Linked DNA regions of Homo sapiens: region 2 is linked to region 1. A link is an interaction called in ENCODE POLR2A ChIA-PET data of the cell type or tissue named here. Cell type or tissue: A673. All regions are shown on one strand. Each heading gives the region's core, and the rest is flanking DNA. Links, peaks and the distances in the headings are about the cores only. Region 1 overlaps CDC42BPB (CDC42 binding protein kinase beta). Region 2 overlaps LINC02323 (long intergenic non-protein coding RNA 2323).

Region 1 (11,346 bases), core at 1,227-9,226:
AGCTGCGGGGGATTTCTAAAATCCATCTTGTACAGATATGGACTCTGAGGCTCCAAGGGAACAAGACCAAGGAGGGAATCCAAGAAGCAAAGGCCGCATGGAAAGGACAGGCTCCCTTCAATCAGAGGAGCTCAAAAAGCGATCAATGTTATCTTCTTTGAAACTCACACAAAACTGAGTTTTGCATTAAGTTTTTGGCAAAAAAGAGTACTAAAAATAACCGTAAACCATTCTGTTAAAACAATTTTCTCTCTCATTCCTTCATTTCCCTTGGTCGTCTCTCTGCCCTGGTGTGCCTCTCCCTCCCTCCTAAATGCATTCTGGAAAGTCCTGCCATGGCTGAAGGGCTCTGTGTGGCCTGGGCCCTGCTCACCTCCAAAGCCCCCATGCCTGGCACAGCTCAATGCTTGGTAGCAGACAGACAGGCAATCACTTAATGCAATCTGTTTTTACTTTTAAAAGGCTTTCTCAACTAGGTACAGTGGCTCATGCCTATAATCCCAGCACTCTTGAAGGTGGAGGCAGGACAATCACTTGTGCCCAGGAGTTTGAGACTAGCCTGGGCAACATAGCAAGATCCCTGTCTCTACTAAAAAGAAAAAAAGAAAACAACTAGCCAGGTACAGTGGTGCATGCCTGTGGTCCCAGCTACTTGGGAGGCTGGGGCGGGAGGGTTGCTTGAGCCCAGGAGTTCAAGATCAGTCTGGGCAACATAGTGACACCCCATTTCTACAAATAATAAAAAAAATTAGCCGGGCGTGGTGGCACATGCCTGTAGTCACAACTACTCAGGAGGCTGAGGAAGAAGGGTCACCTGAGCCTGGGTGGTGGAGGCTGCAGTGAGCTGTGATCATGCCAGCACACTCCAGCCTGGGCGACAGAGCAAGACCCTATCTCAAACAAAATAAACAAACTCTCTGTCCCATCCTGGCCTGTGGTAAATTGACTTTGGCTGGTGAGGCCTGGATCCAGGGTCTGTACTGAGATAAACTGGGAGCTCCGGGCACGATGGGACGAGCCTTGCAGGGGCTGCTCTCCTCCCCTATCCCTCTGGTGAGACTCACTCATGGGGATGGTGCTGCGAGAGGGGGGCTATTTCCCTAAAGTACTGATTTGCCTTCTTTCACGTCTGCACACTGGAAAATGCACGCCCTGCACAGCAAAGGCCATCTCGCTTTGTAGTGGTGTCCAGTAGGTTTGCTGTGGGCAGAGCACACCTGCTGCTGGGATGTGACACAGGGCGTTTCCTTGTTTGATTTTTCCTCAGTGAACCAAAAGGCACAGTTCCCCAGCCAAGGAGAGCTTAGATCAAACCTCAGCATAGGTGCTAAGGCACTGCACAGTTTAAGAAGCAAAACTTGGCCAGGCGCGGTGGCTCACGCCTGTAATCCCAGCACTTTGGGAGGCTGAGATGGGCGGATCACGAGGTCAGGAGATCAAGACCATCCTGGCTAACACGGTGAAACCCCATCTCTACTAAAAATACAAAAAATTAGCTGGCCTGGTGGCGGGCACCTGTGGTCCCAGCTACTCGGGAGGCTGAGGCAGGAGAATGGCATGAAGCCAGGAGGCAGAGCTTGCAGTGAGCGGAGATCGCACCACTGCACTCCAGCCTGGGTGACACAGCGAGACTCCATCTCAAAAAACAAAAAAAGCAGCAGCAAAGCTCTTCCGGTGACTCACTGTCAAACCACCCGAGGCGGTACCGCGGCCGCTGAGGGAGCCTGACCTCTCCCTTGGTCTTGGCAGAACTGTTCTGCAAGGCCGAGGCAGGTCTGTGGAGATGGCCTGGAAGGCGAGGCCACACCGTGCCACGGGCCTCCTGGGGCAGGGCTCCCAGCCCCATACAAGGGACCTGGTGAGCCTCTCCAGCTGCACCTGCATGACTGGCCCTCCTCCCCTAGGCAAAGCCAACCGGACCCAGAGCCACACCGCGTGTGTCAACAGCAAGCAAGTACAGAGCATGAAAACAGCTGCTATTCGACCCTCTCTGTGTTTTTTAGAAAATGCCAAGAAGTCAAAATTCAATTAACAAATGGAGTTTTAGAAACTACGTCAGAAGGCTGGGCGTGGTGACTCACACCTGTAATCCCAGCACTTTGGGAGGCTGGGCGGGGCATCTGGGCAGGTGGATCACTTGAGGCCAGGAGTTTGAGACCAGCCTGGCCAACATGGCAAAACCTCATCTCTACAAAAAATACAAAAATTAGCTAGGCACAGTGTCAGCACCTGTAGTCCCAGCTACTCGGAAGGCTGAGGCATGAGGATAGCTTGAACCCAGAAGGCAAAGGTTGCCGTTAGCCAAGATCGCGCCACTGCACTCCAGCCTGGGTGACAGTGCAAGACGTCCATCTCAAAAACAAAAACAAAAAAAACTACATCTGAAGAAACTATTTTTGGTCCCAACAATCTCCCAGGTCAGTCAGAAGCTTTCGAGTCTCCTTTCTCTTCATTCTATCTTTCAGATTTTCTCCCCAGCTCCTTGGGAGGCCGAGGCGGGGAGATCACTTGAGCCCAGGAGTTCAAAGCCAGCCTGGGCAACATGGTGAGACCTCATCTTAGAAAGAGAGAGAGGAAAAAACAAACTCTCCAAATAATACTAATTACCTCATCCCCAAACCAATGTATAGGTGCACAAAAAGGTGAAATGGAAGCTGCTGATGTTTTGGCAATTTAGGCAAAGTTAACAAAATGAAGTTTATCTTACCTCACCAAAAGCACCTCTTCCAATTACTTTAATTATTTCAAAGTCTTCTCGATGAAGCTGCATTTCTTTCACCAGCTGTGTAAATGGTTTAGCTACAAGTAAAACAGTAAAACCAACAATTTAGTCTAATCAGTTCATACTATATAAAAATTTAATTGAGTGGGGTGTTGCACTAAGTTATACTTTTAAAAAAGTTTGTTTGAAAATATTTAATATCTGACATGTTTTGGAAAGTGAGCACTTATACCAATGGACACAGATGTGGATCCTGAGCAACTGCAGCCACGCACTGGGTAACACTGTTGCAGCCACGCACTGGGTAACACTGTTGCAGCCGACGACGGACCACATACAGAACAGTGATCCCACAAGATTTATACTACTGTATTTTTACCAAATCTTTCCTATGTTTAGATACATAAATATGGCCAGGCGCGGTGGCTCATGGCTGTAATCCCAGCACCTTACGAGGCTGAGGCAGGAGGATCACCTGAGGTCAAGAGTTCGAAACCAGTCAGACCAACATGGTGAAATCTCGTCTCTACTAAAAATACAAAAATTAGCCGGATGTTGTGGCGGGTGACTGTAATCTCAGCTACTCAGGAGGCTGACACAAGAGAATCGTTTGAACCTAGGCGCCGGAGGTTACAATGAGCCAAGATCGTGCCACTGCACTCCAGTCTGGGCAACAAAGCAAGACTCCATCTCAGAAAAATAAATAAATAAAAATAGACACACAAAAACCACTGTGCTACAGCTGCCTACAGTGTTCGGAACTGTCGCACGCTGCACAGGTGTGTAACCCAGGAGCAGTAGGTTGTGCCACATGGCCTAGGTGTGGAGTAGGTTTTGCCATCTGAGTCTGTGACGTGCTGTTGTCATGTTCGCACAATGACAAAAACCACCTAACCATGCATTTCTCAGGAGGTATCCCCATCGTTATGCAACACACAACAGTATACTTCAGTATCTATCATAGCAAACATCATCACACAAAAGTCTCCTAGTCAAAGCCAATAGGTGAACACCTATCGAGAGAGCAACTGATGGGTGCCCAAAGCCCACGTACAGGACACAAGTGCGTGAGGTGAGTGAGAGCTGAGCTCCACCTGCCTGCACGCAGGAGCCACGGGGCAGCTCAGGGAACACAAGACATTCTCCAAGGCAACACAAGTGCTGGAGTCTCCCTGGACACCCATGGCGGTCCCGAATAGGTCCTGTGGCGTCTGTAACAGTAATGTCCACCAGTCAGGCACCTTACACTGCTCTTCCCGGCCTCCTCACGCGGACTCTCTGAGACTAATTCTGTTATTATCCACACTTCACAGATGAGAAAACTCAGCCAGGTTTCTGTGGGCACTGTACTGGGCTGGATAGTGTCCCCAGCAAAACTCATGTCTGCTCAGAACCTGTGACTGTAACCTCATTTGGAAACGGTCCTTACAGACGTAACCAAGTGAAAATAATGGCACCTGCTGGAATAGGGTAGGCCCTAAGTCCAACAAGACTGGTGTCCTTCTAAAAGGAGAGAAGTCAGACTCAGACAGAGGTAAAAAGAGCCAAGTGGGGATGGAGGCAGAGGCGAGAGTGATGCGGCCGCACACAAGGAGCGCCAAGCATTGCCAGCACCCCCAGAAGCTGAGCGTTCCCCGGAGCCTGCGAGGGACATGGCCTGGCTGACGCCCTGCCTCTGGACTTCTGGCCTCCAGAGCTGTGAGATAAATATCTGTTGTTTAAGCCCCCCACTTTGTGGCAACTGGTTACATCCCCCACAAGAAGCTCCTAGAGGCCAGGCGCAGTGGCTCACACCTGTAATCCCGGCACTTTGGGAGGCCGAGGCGGGCGGATCACGAGGTCAGGAGATCAAGACCATCCTGGCTAACACGGTGAAACCCTGTCTCTACTAAAAATACAAAAAATTTAGCTGGGCGTGGTGGCGGGCGCCTGCGGTCCCAGTTACTCGCGAGGCTGAGGCAGGAGAATGGCGTGAACCTGGGAGGTGGAGCTTGCAGTAAGCCGAGATCGTGCCACTGCACTCTAGCCTGGGCGACACAGCGAGACTCCGTCTCAAAAAAAAAAAAAAAAAAAAAGCTCCTAGAGAGAGGTCAGGTCAACTCTTCCCAGGAACACAGAGCACAAGGCAAGGCCAGGACTGGAGCCCACACTGTCTGACTCCAGACCAGCTCGTGCCCGCCATGTATCCTGCCAGTCTGGCATCCGTGCAGTCAATTGTCTCTCTTGCACCTGTCTCTATTTTCACCTTCAAGCCCAAATCTGCATGTTTTATGCTAGGTTTTTTTTTGTTCTATCTGGTTCTTTTTCAAATTATCTATCACTACAGTTTTATGAAAGGTGCCTCTGGGGGAACTGAGTGAAGTGCACAGGGCCCTCTCTGTCCTATTTCTTACCACTGCAGGAGTGGCTACAATTAGCTCCAAAACACATGCGATCTGACACTTCCTGGGCTTCTGACTGAGTTCCATATTATTAATCTGACTAATCCTGTGGGTTTTTTCTCCTTTAATAGTTGCTCAACACCACTGAGGTTCGATCACCACAACTGCAAGAGCCACAGAAGGTTCCAGGGGCCTGGGAGACAGTGAGTTATGAACAATGGCCCCCATCACAGCAAATACACATCAGCAGAGATCAGGAAACAGAACAAATGAGTCCTGAGTTATTAAAAAAGAAAGAAAGGCCAGGCTGAAGAAAACCCTTGAGCTGCACTCCAGCCTGGGCGACAGAGTGACACTCTATCTGAAAAACAAAACAAAACAAAAAACAGTGAAGACAAAGACAGATGAGACGCAGGAAGCAGTTCGCACCAAGGCTGTGCCCGGAACGTCCTCTCTTTTCTTTCCACATTAATTACTCTCAAGTCACCCGGGCTTCCTTGTCAAGTTTCCCCCTACTCTTTTGATAAAACACATTTTGTTAATTACGTAGTTTAATAGTTGTGTACACATTTCCCTAAAGCGGGCAGACACAGATGATGGTGGCCAGGCTGGAAGTGGGAGGAACTTCGAGGCAAGCCTGGGGTGAAGGCTTGGAGAGGCAAAACCACAAAAGCAAAGCAGCAGGGGACCTGTGTGCAGGCAGGAGCAAGTTCCCAAATCAGAGGGCAAAGGAGAAAAGGGCCCAGAAGGAAAAGCCTAAGAAAAACATTATTTCTCAGAAATACCAAATATTTTCAAACTGCTCCGAGAACACTAACAATTTTGTACTGGTGTATAAAAATAATTAGGCTGGGCATGGTGACACGCGGCTGTAATCCCAGCTACTCAGGAGGCTGAGGCAGGAGAATCGCTTGAACCCTGGAGGCAGAGGCTGCAGTGAGCCAAGATCTCGCCACTGCACTCCAGCCTGGGCAACAAGAGCAAAACTCCATTTCAAAAACAGAAACAATAAACATAATTAAGACCGCATTAGCTACAACTAGAAAGGAAAGCCGCATCACAGTAGCAGAGCACCCTGCTAACCACACAGGTACTGAGAGCAGGGGACAGAACATTTAACATGAATAACTGCCAACTAGGTTACTAAGATGGAAATACCACATGGAGGTGGCAAATGCAGGAAGCACCTTCTGCCATTAGGATCAGGAAATTAAAGAAGAGGCTGGAATTTTTATTTGAGACAGAGTCTAGCTTTGTTGCCAGGCTGGAGTGCAGTAACAATCTCAGCTCACTGCAACCTCCGCCTCCTGGGTTCAAGCGATTCTCCTGCTTCAGCCTCCCGAGTAGCCGGGATTACAGGCACGTGCCACCACACCCAGCTAATTTTTGTATTTTTTTTTTTTTTAGTAGAGACAGGGTTTCACTATGTTACCCAGGATGGTCTCGATCTCCTGACCTCGTGATCCGCCCACCTCGACCTCCCAAAGTGCTGGGATTACAGGCGTGAGCCACTGCGCCCGGCCGAGGCTGGAATTTTTAAAACTTAGAAACCTGGACAAAGGGCCCTGTAAAACTGAAACTCAGACCCCTGAGGATGGGGTGCTGCTGGCCGGCACTGGGTCTCTGAGCTCAAAGGCAGCCCCACAGGCTGGGTCCCCAGTGACTGGAAGGAGTGCAGCCAGCTGACGCTGGGCTCTCTGAGGTGACTGTGGCAGGGCTGTTCTGCTGGCGTGGGGAAAACTCCAAACTGGCACCAGTGGCCGACTGCCAGAAGGAACTTCGCTGCCAGGATGGTACTGCTAGGGTGTCACTCTAGGAGGGAGCGGGCAGGAAGCTGCAAGTCGTCCTCCCGCCTCCCAGCCTTGTAGTCTCCCTCCAGCACCTGCTTCAGGCAGAGCTCAACAGGGAGTGGGGGGGTCAGAGCTCCCCAGGATTGGCTGGGGTGTGGGGTGGAGTGAGGAGGACATCAGTGCCGGTGAAGCAGGTGAGGGGAGGGAACCAGGTGAGGGGAGGGAACCAGGTGAGGGGAGGGAACCAGGTGAGGGGAGGGAACCAGGTGAGGGGAGGGAACCAGGTGAGGGAGGGTGGTCCTCTTGTTACCTACAGGAGGACTGATCAGATAAGCAACATTCAGGATGATGGGGCTGGGTTCCTCACTGTCCAAGTGAGGAGTTATAGATAAGGAAGAAAACGAGAATAAACCGTACAACACTGGGATAGAATTGGGTTATTGGTATGAACTTGCAGCTTCAATATAGACAGACAGATACAGGGATAAACACAGCCATATATGGGTGTGAACATACAGAGTCCTAGCTCTGTCTACCGAAGAGTATCCGGAAGCAGCAGCAGTTCAGCTACAAGCACACCCAGTGTGGACCATGGTCTCTAAAGACCATTCTCCAACATAGGACAGGGCTCCTCAGGCAGCTCCAGAGCTGGGTCAGGAAACCGCAAGGTGAGCCTGCAGCAGCCGGTGCCCAGAAGTGAGAGTGTGCTCAAAATGAACACAAGCAGTCACAGATCATAATCTATTCAATAAAACAGGGCTGGGTGCGGTGGCTCATGCCTGGAATCCCAGCACTTTGGGAGGCTGAGGCAAGAGGACTGCTTGAGCCCAGGAGTTCAAGACCAGCCTGGGCAACATGACAAGACTCTATCTCTACAAAAAATAAAATCATGAACCAGGGTGTAGCGGCACACACCTGTGGTTCTAGCTCCTCTCAAGGTGGAGGCGAGAGATCGCTGGAGCCCGGGAGGTGGAGGCTGCAGTGAGCTGTGTTTGCACCACTGCACTCCAGGCTGGACAACAGTGAGAACTTGTCTCAAAACAAAAACAAAAAACACCAGGAAATCAGGAGTCCACACTGATATTAACATATAAAATTTAAAAATCTGATGAAAAATGGGATATTTATATAGTTTCAAAGTACATCCAAACAAAATACCTATCAATTACGCAGGGAAAATGGTGACTTTACAGTGAAGTCAGGCAGACATCACCTGAAATCAAGCAATCAGAGCGGCCAGCATCAGTTACGTGATGAGACGCAACCGCACATCCCACAGGACACGAGGGGGAAACCATAGCCTCACTTCTGTGATTTTCCTGCAAAGATCCACAACCCAAATCCAACCACCGGGAAACACCAGGCAAACCTAAACTGAAGAACAGTCTCCAAACTGTCAGCCTGAAACCTTCAGCAGTGTCGAGGTCATGAAAGTCAAGGAAAGACACAGAACTGATCACACAGAAAGGAACAAGGTCATGGTGTGTGTGGCTCTGCAGCAAACCCTTCCTTCTGCTACAGAGCAGAGTACCAGAAAATCCGCAATGCTTCAGTGGAATCTGAAGGTTAGATACAGCAATGTATCAATGCTACATTCCTGATTGTGTTGGTTACACCGTGGTTATGTAGAATATCCCTGTCTGCAGGAAATACATGCTAAAGCAGTGGTCCCAACCTTTTTGGCACCAGGGGCCACTTTCATGGAAGACAATTTTTCCACAGACCCGTAGGGGGGTGGAGGAGGTGAGGTGATGGTTTTGGGATGAAACTGTCCCACCCTGGATCATCAGGCACTGGACTCTCATAAGCAGCATGCAACATAGATCCCTCAAATACACAGTTCACAATAGGGTTCGTGCTCCTATGAGAATCTAATGCCACGCTGATCTGACCGGAGGTAGAGCTCAGGTGGGAATGCTCACTCATCTCCTGCCGTGGAGTCTGGTTCCTAACAGACCATGGAGCTGTCCGTGGCCTGGGGGTTGGGGATCCCTGTGGTAAAGTATTCAATGGCAAACAGCTGGGGGAGGAGAGTTCTTCTGTTATTTGCAACTTTTCTGAAGTTTCAAACTATTTCAAAAATGTTTTAAAAATACTTTTAGAAGTTCATTTGTTGCTATTTGGAAAACTTAGAGGGGCAAGGAGGGAGGGCCCACTGGATACAGCCACCACCGCCCCATTAAGATAACAATGGTGGCTTAGAAATGAATGGGACAGTGGTCCTGGAACAGAGGAGGAAGTCGCATCGATAGTGTTGGAACTAGAGTGGATTGTGGCATGGGATGAGCAAAGAAGATTCCAGGATGTGCACTAGGTTTCTAGCCACAGCAGCTTGATGAATGGGGTGCTACACACCAAAGCAGGAGAGGCCAGGAGAGCAGCAGGTTGGGGTGAGGAGGGGAGTAGGGCCTGGGGCAACGGAATCCAATTACATCACGTAGTTAGTGCTACAGTCTGAAATCGTGAAGAGACCATCTCAAAAAATTGATTTTTCTTACAGGACCCTACTGCTGTTTTATATTTTCAAAAAGTGATCACTTCGAAACCACCAGCTTCCATGGGGATGGGGAGAGGTGAGGCGTGAGAAGTGGGAGAACCAGCCTGTTGTGAGGCAACTAGAGACAGACACAGCTTCCAGGGAGGATGCAGGCCATTCGGTTTTTTGGTTTGTTTGTTTTTGAGACAGGGTTTTGCTCTGTCGACCAGGCTGGAGTGCAGTGGAGTGATCACAGCTCACTGCAGCCTCCACTTCCCAGGCTCAGGGGATCTTCCCACCTTGGCCTCCCCAGTAGCTGGGACCACAGGCATGCTCCCATGCCAGCTAATTCTTTTTTAGAGACGGGGTCTTGCTGTATTGTCCAGGCTGGTCTAGAACTCCTGGGCTCAAGTGATCCTCCCGCCTTGGCCTCCCAAAGTGATGGAATTACAGGGGTGGGCTACCACACCTGGCCATCCTGAAATATGCTAAGGCCCTAGAGACACGGCCGCCCTGCAGCTCAGAAGCTGGGCCAGGCTAACCAGCCAGCACTCACAAGGCTCCAAGTTGCAGCAACTGGGAGGCTACTGTCCACCACGCCTTGCATTGCCCACACCATCACCCACAGCGTCAGCCATGGCACCTGGGCATCATCTCAGACTTCTCCTGAAGAGCCCGTAGCCCTCACCCAGCACAAAGCCACCTCTTCCTGCCCGTCTTCCTCACCAGGCTCTAAGGCAGGGTTGATCGCTGCTCCCCTGGACCTGCCACGCTGACAGGACTCCTTCAGCACAGCTGCCTGTGTCTATGGCATGTGGCAACTGACATTCACGAGGAGTCATCACCAAAGGGCGGCCTTCTCTACACAGGGGGTTCGCACCCCTCCTAAGATAAGGACATTCAACATCTTGGGAGATTTTCCATCCAAAAGGCTGAATAAAGCTTTAGCCTTTAGACAGCTTAACTTTTACTGGAGAAATTTTCTCCTCATCAATCTCTTCATTCCTCCTACCCCGAACTGTCCCCTAAAGAACTTCTCTTGATGCTCTAGAAAACAATGGATTAATCAATCAAGTGTAACCACCGACAAATATGAGATCTAAACTGTAAGGCAAAATGGAGCCCAGTGCTCCCTTTAAATAGGAAAAGCTTTGCCAAGAAGAACTGCAGGCGGAGGGAGGATCTTTGTCTAAAACTGACAGAAAACCATTGTGAAATCAAACAAGATGAGACCAGCTGGAAGGAGTGCCCAGGGTGGGAGGGTCTGAGGAAAGAGGACGGTGTCAAGAGCTGAAGCCTGAGGCAGGCGGGCAGGAAGTCCTGCTTTCCCCTGTCCGGCAGAAGCTCTCCGCCTCCCCCTGGATGGTTCTGTTCATCCGTGCCACCCTGACTGTTTGGGCCTCAGCTGCTTTGTGGCCACAATCAATACATTTGGAATTGGAAAGAGTCTGACAGGTTATCCATTACGAATAATACCTTTTACCAATGAAGGTGAACAGGGCCCCAATGGCCAAGCAACATGCAGAGGACACAAGGGACAGACGTCTCGCCCCCGAGTCGTCAACTCCACCCACAGCGTGGTTCTCTCCTGAGGTCCTCTCCTTGTAACCGCCAGCTACCACTCCGTCCCTTCAAGAGATGGCAGGACCCACACCTGCCTGGAGCAGCACCTCCACAGCTGCTGGAGCGCGGGGGCAGCTGCAGGGGAGGCACCTACCGACGGCCCAGCAAGACCTACGCGGAGGCCGAGGGCCAGAGGCCAGGCTAGAGAAGGTATGGATGTGTGCGAGGGCCCAGGCACACTGACGCGCTATGCATCCGGACCTCCTGCAGAGAGAGAAGGGGCCAGAGCAGCACCCCAGGGACCAAGGAGTGCAGCCACAGTGGACGGGGCACATGCTGAACCCCCGTGAGAGAGAGAGCACAGGGCGTGTGCCAGGAGTCAGCGCCTTGGCCCGCACGTGGCAGGGAATGCAG
Region 2 (11,346 bases), core at 2,225-10,224, 460 kb before region 1:
AGACACCCACTCTGAGACCACTTGGTTGTCCCAGCCACCGGGTTCCAGGTGTCTGGGGCCAGGTGGGGTTTTCTCTCCAAGCCCAGAGTGACCTCCCCACTCCCAGCCTTGCCCAGAGCAAGTCTTGCTGAGTTCTAAGGTGAACTCCCACTTGTTCCAGACCAGGGACACAGGGTCCTGCAGGCCTCCCGGAGCAAGCACTCTTGAGAGGGCTTCTCCACGTGGCCACAGGACAGACTGTGCTTCATCCAGCACTGTACGCTCAAACACACACACCTGAAACAAAGGCTCCACGAACAGGCCTGCCCTTACAGCACACCATGCTCTTGTTTAGTCTTCCTTATGTTTTTTGTTTTCGTTTTGAGACGGAGTCTTGCCCTATTGCCCAGGCTGGAGTGCAGTGGTGCAATCTTGGCTCACTGCAACCTCTGCCTTCCAGGTTCAAGCGATTCTCCTGCCTCAGCCTCCTGAGTAGCTGGGATTACAGGCACACAGCACCATGCCCGGCTAGTTTTTCTATTTTTAGTAGAGAAAGGGTTTCACCATGTTGGTCAGGCTAGTCTCGAACTCCTGACCTCGTGATCTGCCCGCTTCGGCCTCCCAAAGTGTTGGGATTACAGGCATGAGCCACCACACCCGGCTGTCTTCCTTATTTTTTTAAATGCCAGCTGTTTTATGCACAATTGTCCCAAACTAGAAACAACCCAATTATCCATCAACTGGTAAAGGAATAAACTAATGTGTTATCTTTGTTTGTTTATTTAATTTTGATACAGGGTCCCACTCTGTCGCCCAGGCTGGAGTACAGTGGAGAGATCACAGGTAACTACAGCCTAAACCTCTTGGGCTCAAGTGATCTTCCCACCTCGGGCACACCTGGCTAATTTTTTTTTTTAATTGAATGTGGTATATTATTTAAAAGGAATGCTGGCCAGGTGTGGTGGCTCATGCCTGTCTGTAATCCCAACACTTTGGGAGGCCAAGGTGGGTGGATCACCTGAGGTCAGGAGTTCAATATCAGCCTGGCCAACATGGTGAAACCCTGTCTCTACTAAAAATACAAAAGTTAGCCATGCGTGGTGGCGCACGCCTGTAATCTCAGCTACTTGGGAGGCTGAAACACGAGAATTGCTTGAAACTGGGAGGCAGAGGTTGCAAAGTAAACCAAGTTTATGCCACTGTGTTCCAGCCTGGGCGACAGAGCGAGACTGTCTCAAAAAAAAAAAGAAAAAAAAAACTATAATGGTAAATTTTGCTATGTATATTTTTATCAGTGTTTAAAAAAAAACATAACAAACTCTCCCTTGGCTCTGCCATGCTCCTTATAGGGCAGGCTACTGTAAAATGAAACTACGGGCCAGGCACGGTGGCTCATGCCTGTAATCCCAGCACTTTGGGAGGCCAAGATGGGTGGATCACCTGAGGTCGGGAGTTCGAGACCAGCCTGACCAATATGGAGAAACCCCCGTCTCTACTAAAAATACAAATTTAGTCGGGTGTGGTGGCACATGCCTGTAATCCCAGCTACTTGGGAGGCTGAGGCAGGAGAATCACTTGAACCCAGGAGTCGGAGGTTGCAGTTGAGCCGAGATCATAGCATGCCATTGCACTCCAGCCTGGGGGACAAGAGCGAAACTCTGTCTCACAAAAAAAAAAAAAAAAAAAAAAAAAGGAAGAAAGGAAGGAAGGAAAGAGAGAGAAAGAAACTACAGGGACTCTTGTTAAAAAATTATTAAGAATTTCAAGATGGCAACAGCAGCATATTAAAACCAAGTGTGGTCTCTTCTAGGCTCAGGACCCTATGGGATTGCACAGGTCGCAGCCCAAGCGCAGTACTTGCGCACAGGTCCCAGCCCCTTCCCTCTCTGGGACTTGTCTTCTGGCCCCTCACTCCTGCGATGAGCTTTTCTTTCAGCTGGTGAAAGGCCGCAGACTTCGAACCTCTGGGCCTTTGTCCAGGACGTTCCCTCAGCGCTCAGTGCCCTTCCTGGTGGCCTCCTACATCTTCAGATCCCGGCTGAGCTCTGCTTAAATCCGGGACCGGGTAGTCACTGGGGCAGCCACTTGGCTGGGGCGAGGCCACCTCGCTTTGGGTCTTGTCGCGCCCAGGCCAGCGCCAGCCCAGGCTTGCCATGGACTGGCTCCTGGGCGTTAGATGAATGAATCGACTCAACCCGGGCCGCCACGTTGTGTTCAGAACACCGACAGTCGCTCCCAGGCAACCAGCACCTGCTGCGCCCCGTTTCCAGCGACCTCCCCAACCGCGTGGACTCGCATCCACGTGCCCGGCGGGGCCGCAGCAGAAAGGCTCGGACCCCCCAGGACGATCGGCCGGTGGGGGCCGGTGGGGCCGCAGACTCGGGGGGCGGGGGGCGCCAGGCTTCCGGGTCCTGCCCCCGCCCCGTGGGGAACAGCAGGACGGCGCCGAGGCCGTTTCGCTTTCCTCCGCGCCCATTTGCCGGGAGGGGACCCCGTGCTCCGACCTGAAGGTGACGGCAGAGCCTGCGGGAGGCCTAGGCCGGTCCCGCCCTACGGGTCCCGGGGGCGACCCTCGCGCTGACATTGGCGTCCAGGCCGCGGCCCCTGCCTCCGCGCCCACCCACGCCGGGCCTGGCCCTCGCTCCCCCGGGAAAAGCCCCGCCGGCGGCCGCGAGAGCGCGGAAGCGCAGCCGTAGTGACCGCGAGACAAAGACCCGGCGGCGGGGGAGGCGGCGGAGAGACCCCGCCAGCGCGGAGACCCCAGGGAAGCTTCTCTGGAAGACCTGGTGCTGGTCCGCTCTCCCGGGACCTCATTTTCCTTATGTGGACAACGGGGGCGGGGTCACAGCAGCCCCTCGGGCTTATAGCCGGGTTGTTCTTTCCTTAAATCTCCTCCCTCTGCCAAAATAAAAAACCCCACAGGGCAAGGCGCGGTGGCTCACGCCTGTAATCCCAGCACTTTGGGAGGCCGAGGCAGGTGGATCACCTGAGGTCAGGAGTTCGAGACCAGCCTTACCAATTTGGTGAAACCCCGTCTCTACTAAAAATACAAAAATTAGCTGGACGTGGTGGCCGGCGCCTGTAATCCCAGCTACTCGGTAGGCTGAGATAGGAGAATTGCTTGGACCCGGGAGGCTAAGGTCAGTGAGCCGAGATCGTGCCACTGCACTCCAGCCTGGGCGACAGAGGGAGACTCCGTCTCAAAAAAAAGAAAAAAAAAAAAAAACCCACAGCGTCCCGGAGGGGCCTGAGGAGTTGTGAGGGGCCGCCTCCGCCTCCAGCATCTGGCATCTGGAGGAGGAGGCTGAGGCTGAGGTGAGGGTGAGGGTGGGTGACCCGCACCTGTCCAGGCCCAGGTTGCCTGCTCCCAGCTTGGGCTGGGCAGTGGGGCAGGGCCATGATCCCGCCAGTGCTGTGGTTAGCCCTACACCTGGCCTGGCTGAGGACAGCGAACCTGGCAGGTCCAACCTGGGCCCTCCCAGCCTAGGATCTCCAAGGCCTCGTCTCAGTCACCATCAGCTGCTCTAGGGTGCAGTGGGGCCCAAGGAGGATTGGGCCTGATCTCTGCCCCCCAGAGCCCATGGACCCAGGACTGGGCCCACCAGGCGTGTCGCAGGCATAGGGTCAGTGGCTTCTCAACAGCTGCTGGCCCCGGCGCCCCTCACCACCCCACCTCCACTGGTCAGAACCACCACACTGCCAGAGACTGGGTTTCCCTGCAGTTCTGACCAGTGGGGATGGGGTGAGGTGGAAGGGACATTGCTTGGCCGGGCACGGTGGCTCACACCTGTAATCCCAGCACTTTGGGAGGCCAAGGCAGGTGGATCACTTGAGGTCAGGGGCTCAAGATCAGCCTGGCCAACATGGTAAAACCCCATCTCTACTAAAAATGCAAAAATTAGCCAGGCATGGTGGTTTGCACCTGTAATCCCAGCTACTCGGGAGGCTGAGGCAGGAGAATTGCTCAAACCCAGGAGGCGGAGGTTGCAATGAGCCAAGATTATGCCATTGCACTCTAGCCTGGGTGACAGAGCGAGACTGTCTCCAAAACAACAACAAAAAAGGCAGAGGAGTGGGGAGTCTGGATGGCTCCGCTGGTCCAGCCCACCCCTCAGGGGACAGACTGGTTGACTTGACGGGTTCACTGAGAGTGCTAGGACCGGCCCCAGGTGTAGTGCCCTCCCTGCGGTGTCCTGAGGTAAAGCCTGCCACTCTGAGCCTGCTTTCTCTTGCCAGGAGACAGGACCTTGTCCGCTGCAGCTGGGACATGGTGTGGATAAAACCTGTCAGACAGTGGGCGTCCTCCTGCCCTGAAGCCTCCCCTCTCCCTGGTAGCCTTCAGGCCCCCCAGATTCTGGTCTCTCGGCCTGCTGTCTCCTTTTTCCTTGGTACCTTGGCACCTGAACTCGCTTGGAGTGTCTAAGGAGCTGCCTGTGACACCATGGGGACCTCTATTGGTCCCAGCATCCCCTGCCCAGCCGTGGGGGGCATCGGTGTCAGCCCTGCCAAGGATCAGTCAGCCAATCAACAAACCGCAGGGATCACCCAGCTCATGGATGTGGGTGCCGGGAGGCAGGGAGGGCCACACAATGAAGAGATGTGTGTGGTCCTCCATGCTCAGAGATCCTCATGCCCCTCTCCCAGGGATGGGAGTTCCCCTCCCCATCAGGGGTAGCCCTAGGGCCCCCAGCCCCACTCTCACTAGGGCCAGCCTCTCTGTGAACCCCTGGACTCACATCACGTGTGCGGGGCCCAGCTTTGAGGTGGAAGACCAAACCTTGGCATTGCTTCTGTGGAAGCTCAGGAAATGCCCACGATATGGCCTGACCACCCCATTCACACGAGGATGGAGGGAGCACCCTGGTCACCTGGGGGTTGTGGTTAGAGTGCCCTCCAGCCGAGCCTGCAGCCCAGACCGAGCTAGACTGGAAGGGGTAGAAGGGCATTCAGGTAGGGACACAGCCTGGGCAAAGGGGCCCTGACCTTTGGCAGCTGCGGGAAGATGAGCCCACCTGAAAGGGAGGCTGCATTGAGTGCAGTCAGGACCTGGGCTGTAGGGCTCAGCCTCTAGACAGCAGGAGCACAGAAGGGCGTGGCGGGGTCTCCTGCCCGGCCATAATAAACAGGCCCAAGACTTGTTCACACAGGTCCCAGGAATATGCTGGGTTTGCCTTACGTATAATTTGTGATTCATACCTCTCAGTCTTCCAGAAAGATGCAGTCTACAGAAATTCAGAAACAATCAATTTGTAAGAATAGACATAGATAATTTTGAACAACCAAGATTAGTGGGAGATAGGCATTTACCCAATTCTAGGACATTAATGATTAGTAATCAGGCATCAGACATAGCTGTGGTCAGCCATGGTGGCTCACACCTGAAATACCAGCACTTTGGGAGGCCAAGACAGAAGGCTCCCTTGAGTTCAGGAGTTCTAGACCAGCCTGGGCAACAGAGTGAAACCCTGTGTCTACAAAAAATAAAAATAAAATAAAATAAACAAATTAGCCTGTGGTCCCAGCTACCTACCAGGGAGCCTGAGGTGGAAGGATCGCTTACGCCCGAGGTCGAGGCTGCAGTGAGCAGTGATTGCACCACTGCACTCCAGCCTGAGTGACAGAGTGAGGCCCCGTATTAAAAAAAAACCCCAAAAACTTAGCTATGAGTTTCCTGGCAGTCGAGGCATGAAGGGAATGAGAATGGACTATGGAACTTCACTGTGTGATCACAGCGGAGTATATCAGGCAGCCAGGAGGCCCTCACTTATATACCCAAGCCTCAGGCAGCAGGCATGTTCTGTGGCGGCCTCTGGAAACAGGCCATCAGGGCCGGGAGGACAGAGATGGCTGTGAGCTGGGCCTGCACCCTCAGGGCCCTGCCTGTTGAGTGGCTCCAGGGTGTCTTGCCCTCTCTGGGCCTCTGGGCCAAGGCTAACCCAACTCTCTGGGTCACAGGGGCTCAAGACCTCAGTGGCAGGTCATGAGGAAGGCTGCCCTGCCAGCCTCACCCTGGCTCCCCACCCACTGCCTGCTTCTTTTTTTTTTTTTTTTTTTTTGAGATGGAGTCTCGCTCTGTCACCCAGTCTGGAGTGCAGTGGCGCGATCTCGGCTCACTGCAAGCTCCGCCTCCTGGGTTCACGCCATTCTCCTGCCTCAGCCTCCTGAGTAGCTGGGACTACAGGCGCCCGCCACCACGCTGGGCTAGTTTTTTTTTTTTTGTATTTTTAGTAGAGACGGGGTTTCAGCATGTTAGCCAGGATAGTCTCGATCTCCTGACCTCGTGATCCGCCCGCCTCGGCCTCCCAAAGTGCTGGGATTACAGGCGTGAGCCACCGTACCCAGCCCTGCCTGCTTCTTAAGTGGCCCAGGAGGACAGGGAGTGAGCTTGTCTCTCCCCACTGCAGGGTCCTGAGGGCTGGGGACTGTGCTGACACTGGTCTCTCCCCTGCCTAGGCATATCCTGTTCCTAGTGCTTGGAACACCCTTCCCACCCTCACATGCCTGGCAAATTGTTCTTCACCTCTAGGTTCACATGTCGCCTCCTTCAGCTTTAAATTCCTACACGAGGCCAGGCGCAGTGGCTCACGCCTGTAATCCCAGCACTTTGGGAGGCTGAGACGAGCAGATCACGAGGTCAAGAGATCGAGACCATCCTGGCCAACATGGTGAAACCCCCTCTCTACTAAAAACACAAAAAGTTAGCTGAGCATGGTGTCATGTGCCTGTAATCCAGCTACTCAGGAGGCTGAGGCAGGAGAATCGCTTGAACCCGGGAGGTGGAGGTTGCAGTGAGCCAAGATTGAGCCACTGCACTTCAGCCTGAGAGACAGAGTGAGACTCCGTCTCAAAAATAAAATAAAATAAATTCCTACACGAAGGCTGGGGCTGGCTCCGAGTGAGCGGGCCTGGGGTATTTGTGGGATAATGTAACTTGGGAGTGTCTAAGTAGGAAAAAACTTTAGGTTCTTCAGTCCCATTGTGCATGGGGAAACAGAGGCCCTGTGCTGGTAAGTAATGGGGCAGAAGCCAGGGTGGCTGCCTCAGTTGGAGGGAAAGCGGCACCAAGATTCACAGGACAGCTCTGGGGTCCTGGTCGCAGTCCCTGCCGTGCCGCCTTCTCACTCAGTGACCCTGAGCAAGCTGCTTGCCACGAGATGTCGGCTCCGTGGCAGTGGATAGCTTCAGCCGTGGGAAGTCCTTGGCAATCCCCTGGCTCGCGGCTGGTGCTCAGCTGGGTTCGCTCTGACTAGCACTGCACCTTGGTCACCACCTCGACTGCCACACACCCTCCCCCAGTGGAGACAGAGCCAGGGGTCTCTCAGCTTCCCCAACCCTGGCTCCCCATTGTCCAGCCTCAGGGATTTGGAGACTGGGACAAACTAGCCATGCGGGGGAAAGGTGTTCCAGAGGAGGGAACACAGTGAGCCAACAAGAGGATGGGATGGGGCAGGGCCTGTTCCAGGAACAGGCTGGGGTCACTCTCCCTTCTCCAGAGTCCAAGGCACATGGGTGGTGGGAGAAGAGATAGGAGAGGCTGGCGAAAACCAGCCCGCAAGGCCCTAAATGCCTGACTAAGAAGCTTCAGTCTTTCACTGAAGTTTTGGAGCTAGGTTGGGTGCAGTCAGATAGCTTGGGGGCTGGGCCGGAGCATCTGGTGGAGAGTGAGACACCGGTGTGAGCTGCAGCCCTCGCTGTGGGTCCCAGCACCCAGGACTGCACCCAGCCCAGGACTGCAGCAAGCAGGCACAGGATGCGTGGCTGACTGAGGCCTGTACTCCGACTGGAGTCACCTAGGAGATTGGCTGAGATGACCTCCAGAAGGGCCTTGCCCCAGGCCGGACCCCAAGGGGAAGCTGGCTCTATGTCTTTGGACGAGTTAGGAACTCATTGGGGGTGGCTGCGGTTTTATTTGGGGATTCAGCTGTGCCCTGCACACCAGCTGCTGAGCAATGTCTCCAGGAAGCCACAGCTGCCCTCTGGGAGGCAGGGGGCCAGGTGCAGTAGAGGAGATGCCCCAGCGGCTCATGCAGGAGCTCACTCAGACGCCAGAACCCCAGCCAAGGAGGCACCCCAGACCCAGGCCCACCAGGGCCAGTGTCCCCACTCCACGACAGGGGCACTGCAGCCGGGGTGGACACCCAGCCTTGCTGCTCACTAGTCACGTGGTCTGGGCAAGTCTCTTCCTCTTCCCTGAGTGAGGTGAGGCAGGATGGGCTAGGATATGTGGTGGTAACAAACAACTCCAGTCTCTTTTTTTATAATTTCCTACAGACTTTTTTTTGTTCTTGTTGAGGCAGAGTATCGCTCAATTGCTAAGGCTGGAGCACAGTGGTGCTATCTCAGCTCACTGCAACCCCCACTCCCCAGGTTCAAGTTATTCTCTTGCCTCAGCCTCCCAAGTAGCTGGGATTACAGGCGTGCACCACCAAACCTGGCTAATTTTTGTACTTTTAGTAGAGATGGGGTTTCATCATATTGGCCAGGCTGGTCTCGAACTCCTGACCTCAAGTGATCCACCCGCCTCGGCCTCCCAAAGTGTTGGGATTACAGGCATGAGCCACCGCACCCGGCCAACCTGTAGATTTTTTGAGATAAAACAGCTTTATTGAGATCTAATTCACATATCACACAATTCATTTTAAAGCGTGCAGCTCTCTGTGGTGGATGGTATATTCGCAGAGTTGTGCAACCATCACCACAATCAATTTTAGAACATTTTCGAGGCCGGGCGCGGTGGCTCACGCCTGTAATCCTAGCACTTTGGGAGGCCAAGGCGGGCAGATCACCTGAAGTCAGGAGTTTGAGACCAGCCTGGGCAACATGGTGAAACCCCCCTCTACTAAAAATACAAAAATTAGCTGGGCATGGTGGAGGGCGCCTGTAATCCCAGCTACTCTGGAGGCTGAGGCAGGAGAATCGCTTGAACCCAGGAGGCAGAGGTTGCAGTGAGCCGAGATTGCACCACGGCACTCCAGCCTGGGCGACAGAGTGAGACTCTGTCTCAGAAAAAAAAAAAAAAAAAAAAGAACATTTTAATCACCCTCCAAACACACCATGTACCCATTAGTAACCACTCTCCATTTACCTGCTCTGCCCAGCCCCTGGCAACCACTCACACACTTTCCATCTCTATGGGTTTGCGTGTTCTGGACATTTCATATAAATGAAACCATATGACGTCGCCTTTTGTGACTGACTTCTTTCACTTAGCAAAACTTTTTAAAAATAGCTTTTATTGGCTGGGTGCAGTTGTTTGTGCCTGTAATCCCAGCACTTTGGGAGGCCGAGGCGGGCCGATCACGAGGTCAGGAGATCCAGAACATCCTGGCCAACATGATGAAACCCCGTCTCTACTAAAAGTACAAAAATTATCCGGGCGTGGTGGTGCATGCCTGTAATCCCAGCTACTCAGGAGGCTGAGGAAGGAGAATTGCTTGAACCAGGGAGTTGGAGGTTGCAGTGAGCCAAGAGCCCACCACTGCACTCCAGCCTAGAGACAGAGCGAGACTCCGTCTCAAAGAAAAAGAAAGCTGGCTGGGCGCGGTGGTTCACGCCTGTAATCCCAGCACTTTGGTAGGCCGAGGCGGGTGGATCACAAGGTCAGGAGATCAAGACCATCCTGGCTAACATGGTGAAACCCCGTCTCTACCAAAATACAAAAAATTATCCAGGCGTGGTGGCGGGTGCCTGTAGTCCCAGCTATTTGGGAGGCTGAGGCGGGAGAATAGTGTGAACCCGGGAGGCGGAGTTTGTAGTGAGCCCAGATTGCACCAGCCTGGGGACAGAGTGAGACTCCGTCTCAAAAAAAAAAGAAAGCTTTTTTTTTCAGAGCTGCCTGAGGTTCACGGCCAAATTAAGCAGAAGGTACAGAGAGTTCCCATGTACCTCTGCCCCCACACATGCACAGCCTCCCTCACAATCAACATCCCCCGCTGGAGCCGCACATTTGTTACAACTGAGGAACCTACAGGGCCACATCATCACCGGAAGTCCAGGGTTTCCATGAGGGTTCCCTCTTCCTGCCGGATGCTTCACGCGTTCGGGCGAATGTATAATGACTTGTCTCCACCATTAGGGTTTTATGCAGAATAGTTTTTGTTTTGTTTTGTTTTGTTTTTGAGACGGAGTCTCGCTCTGTCGCCCAGGCTGGAGTGCAGTGGCACAATCATGGCTCACTGCAACCTCCGCCTCCTGGGTTCAAGCGATCCTCCTGCCTCAGCCTCCTGAGTAGCTGGGACTACAGGGGTGCGCCCCCACATCTGGCTAATTTTTGTATTTTTAGCAGAGATGGGGTTTCGCCATGTTGGCCAGGCTGGTCTCAAACTCCTGAGCTCAAGTGATCCACCCGCCTCGGCCTCCCAAAGTGCTGGGATTACAGGCATAAGCCACCGCACCTGGCCTAGAGTTATTTCTCTATTTGACTACTAAAGGACATCTTGGTTGCTTCCAGGTTTTGGCAGTTATGAATAGACGTGCTTTGGTTGTGTGAACATAAATATTTCACTCCTTTGGGTGAATACCAAGGAGCACCGTTGCTAGACTACATGGTAAGAGTATGTTTAGTTTTTTGTTTGTTTGTTTGTTTGTTTATTTTGAGACGGAGTCTTGCTCTGTCACCCTGGCTGGAGGGCGGTGGTGTGATCTTGGCTCCCTGCAACCTCCGCCTCCCAGGTTCAAGCAATTCTCCTGCCTCAGCCTCATGAGTAGCTGGGATTACAGGTGCCGGCCACTAGACCTGGCTAATTTTTGTATTTTTAGTAGAGACACGGTTTCACCATGTTGGTCAGGCTGGTCTCAAACTCCTGAGCTCGTGATCTGCCTGCCTTGGCCTCCCAAAGTGCTGGGATTACAGGCGTGAGCCACCGTGCCCAGTGAGAGTATGTTTAGTTCTGTAAGAAACTGCCAAACTGTCTTCAAGAGTGGCTGGACCATTTTGCATTCCCACCAGCAGGGAATGAGAGTTCCTGTTGCTCCACTTCCTTGTCAGCATTTGGTGTTGTCAATGTTCTGAATTTTGGCCACTCTAATAGGTGTGTGGTGTTACAGTTGTTTTAATTTGCATTTCCCTGATGACATATAATGTGGAACGTCTTTTTGTTTGCTTGTATGCCCACCTGTGTATCTTTTCTTGAGAAATCTGTTAAGGTTTTTGGTCCATTTCTCAATCAAGTTATTTGTTTTCTTTTTTTCTTTTTTCAAGATGGAGTCTCACTTTATCTCACCCAGGCTGGAGTGCACTGGTATCATCTTGGCTCACTGCAGCCTCTGCCTCCCAGGTTCAAGCGATTTTCCTCTCAGCCTCCCAAATAGCTGAGACTACAGGCATGTGCTACCACGCACAGCTAATTTTGTATTTTTAGTAGAGAG

Evidence for each region. Peaks named below come from ENCODE experiments on the same cell type or tissue, not always from the same donor. Only the 100,000 strongest peaks of a DNase experiment are listed, where the experiment ranks them.
Region 2: POLR2A ChIA-PET joins it to region 1 with 13 read pairs; 3 of 35 experiments call an interaction of 5 or more read pairs at or near these places.

The regions. Positions count from the first base shown.
Region 1 is chr14:103,009,390-103,020,735 of GRCh38, forward strand. It overlaps CDC42BPB (CDC42 binding protein kinase beta), which reads right to left. Exons shown (of 37, transcript NM_006035.4): 2 at 2,708-2,799. Among named protein-coding and RNA genes, the nearest start is that of CDC42BPB, 42 kb to the right of the region's middle. RefSeq lists an enhancer at 10,541-11,096. In A673, for the core only: no CTCF peak of the experiment used is centred there; a DNase peak (open chromatin) is centred at 5,742; H3K27ac peaks cover 1,506 bases.
Region 2 is chr14:102,552,921-102,564,266 of GRCh38, forward strand. LINC02323 (long intergenic non-protein coding RNA 2323) reads left to right here. Exons shown (of 3, transcript NR_146561.1): 3 at 1,790-2,906. Among named protein-coding and RNA genes, the nearest start is that of LINC02323, 13 kb to the left of the region's middle. RefSeq lists silencers at 2,215-2,284, 2,325-2,744, 4,979-5,179 and enhancers at 3,426-3,926, 7,648-7,917. In A673, for the core only: no CTCF peak of the experiment used is centred there; a DNase peak (open chromatin) is centred at 2,811; H3K4me3 peaks cover 803 bases; H3K27ac peaks cover 922 bases.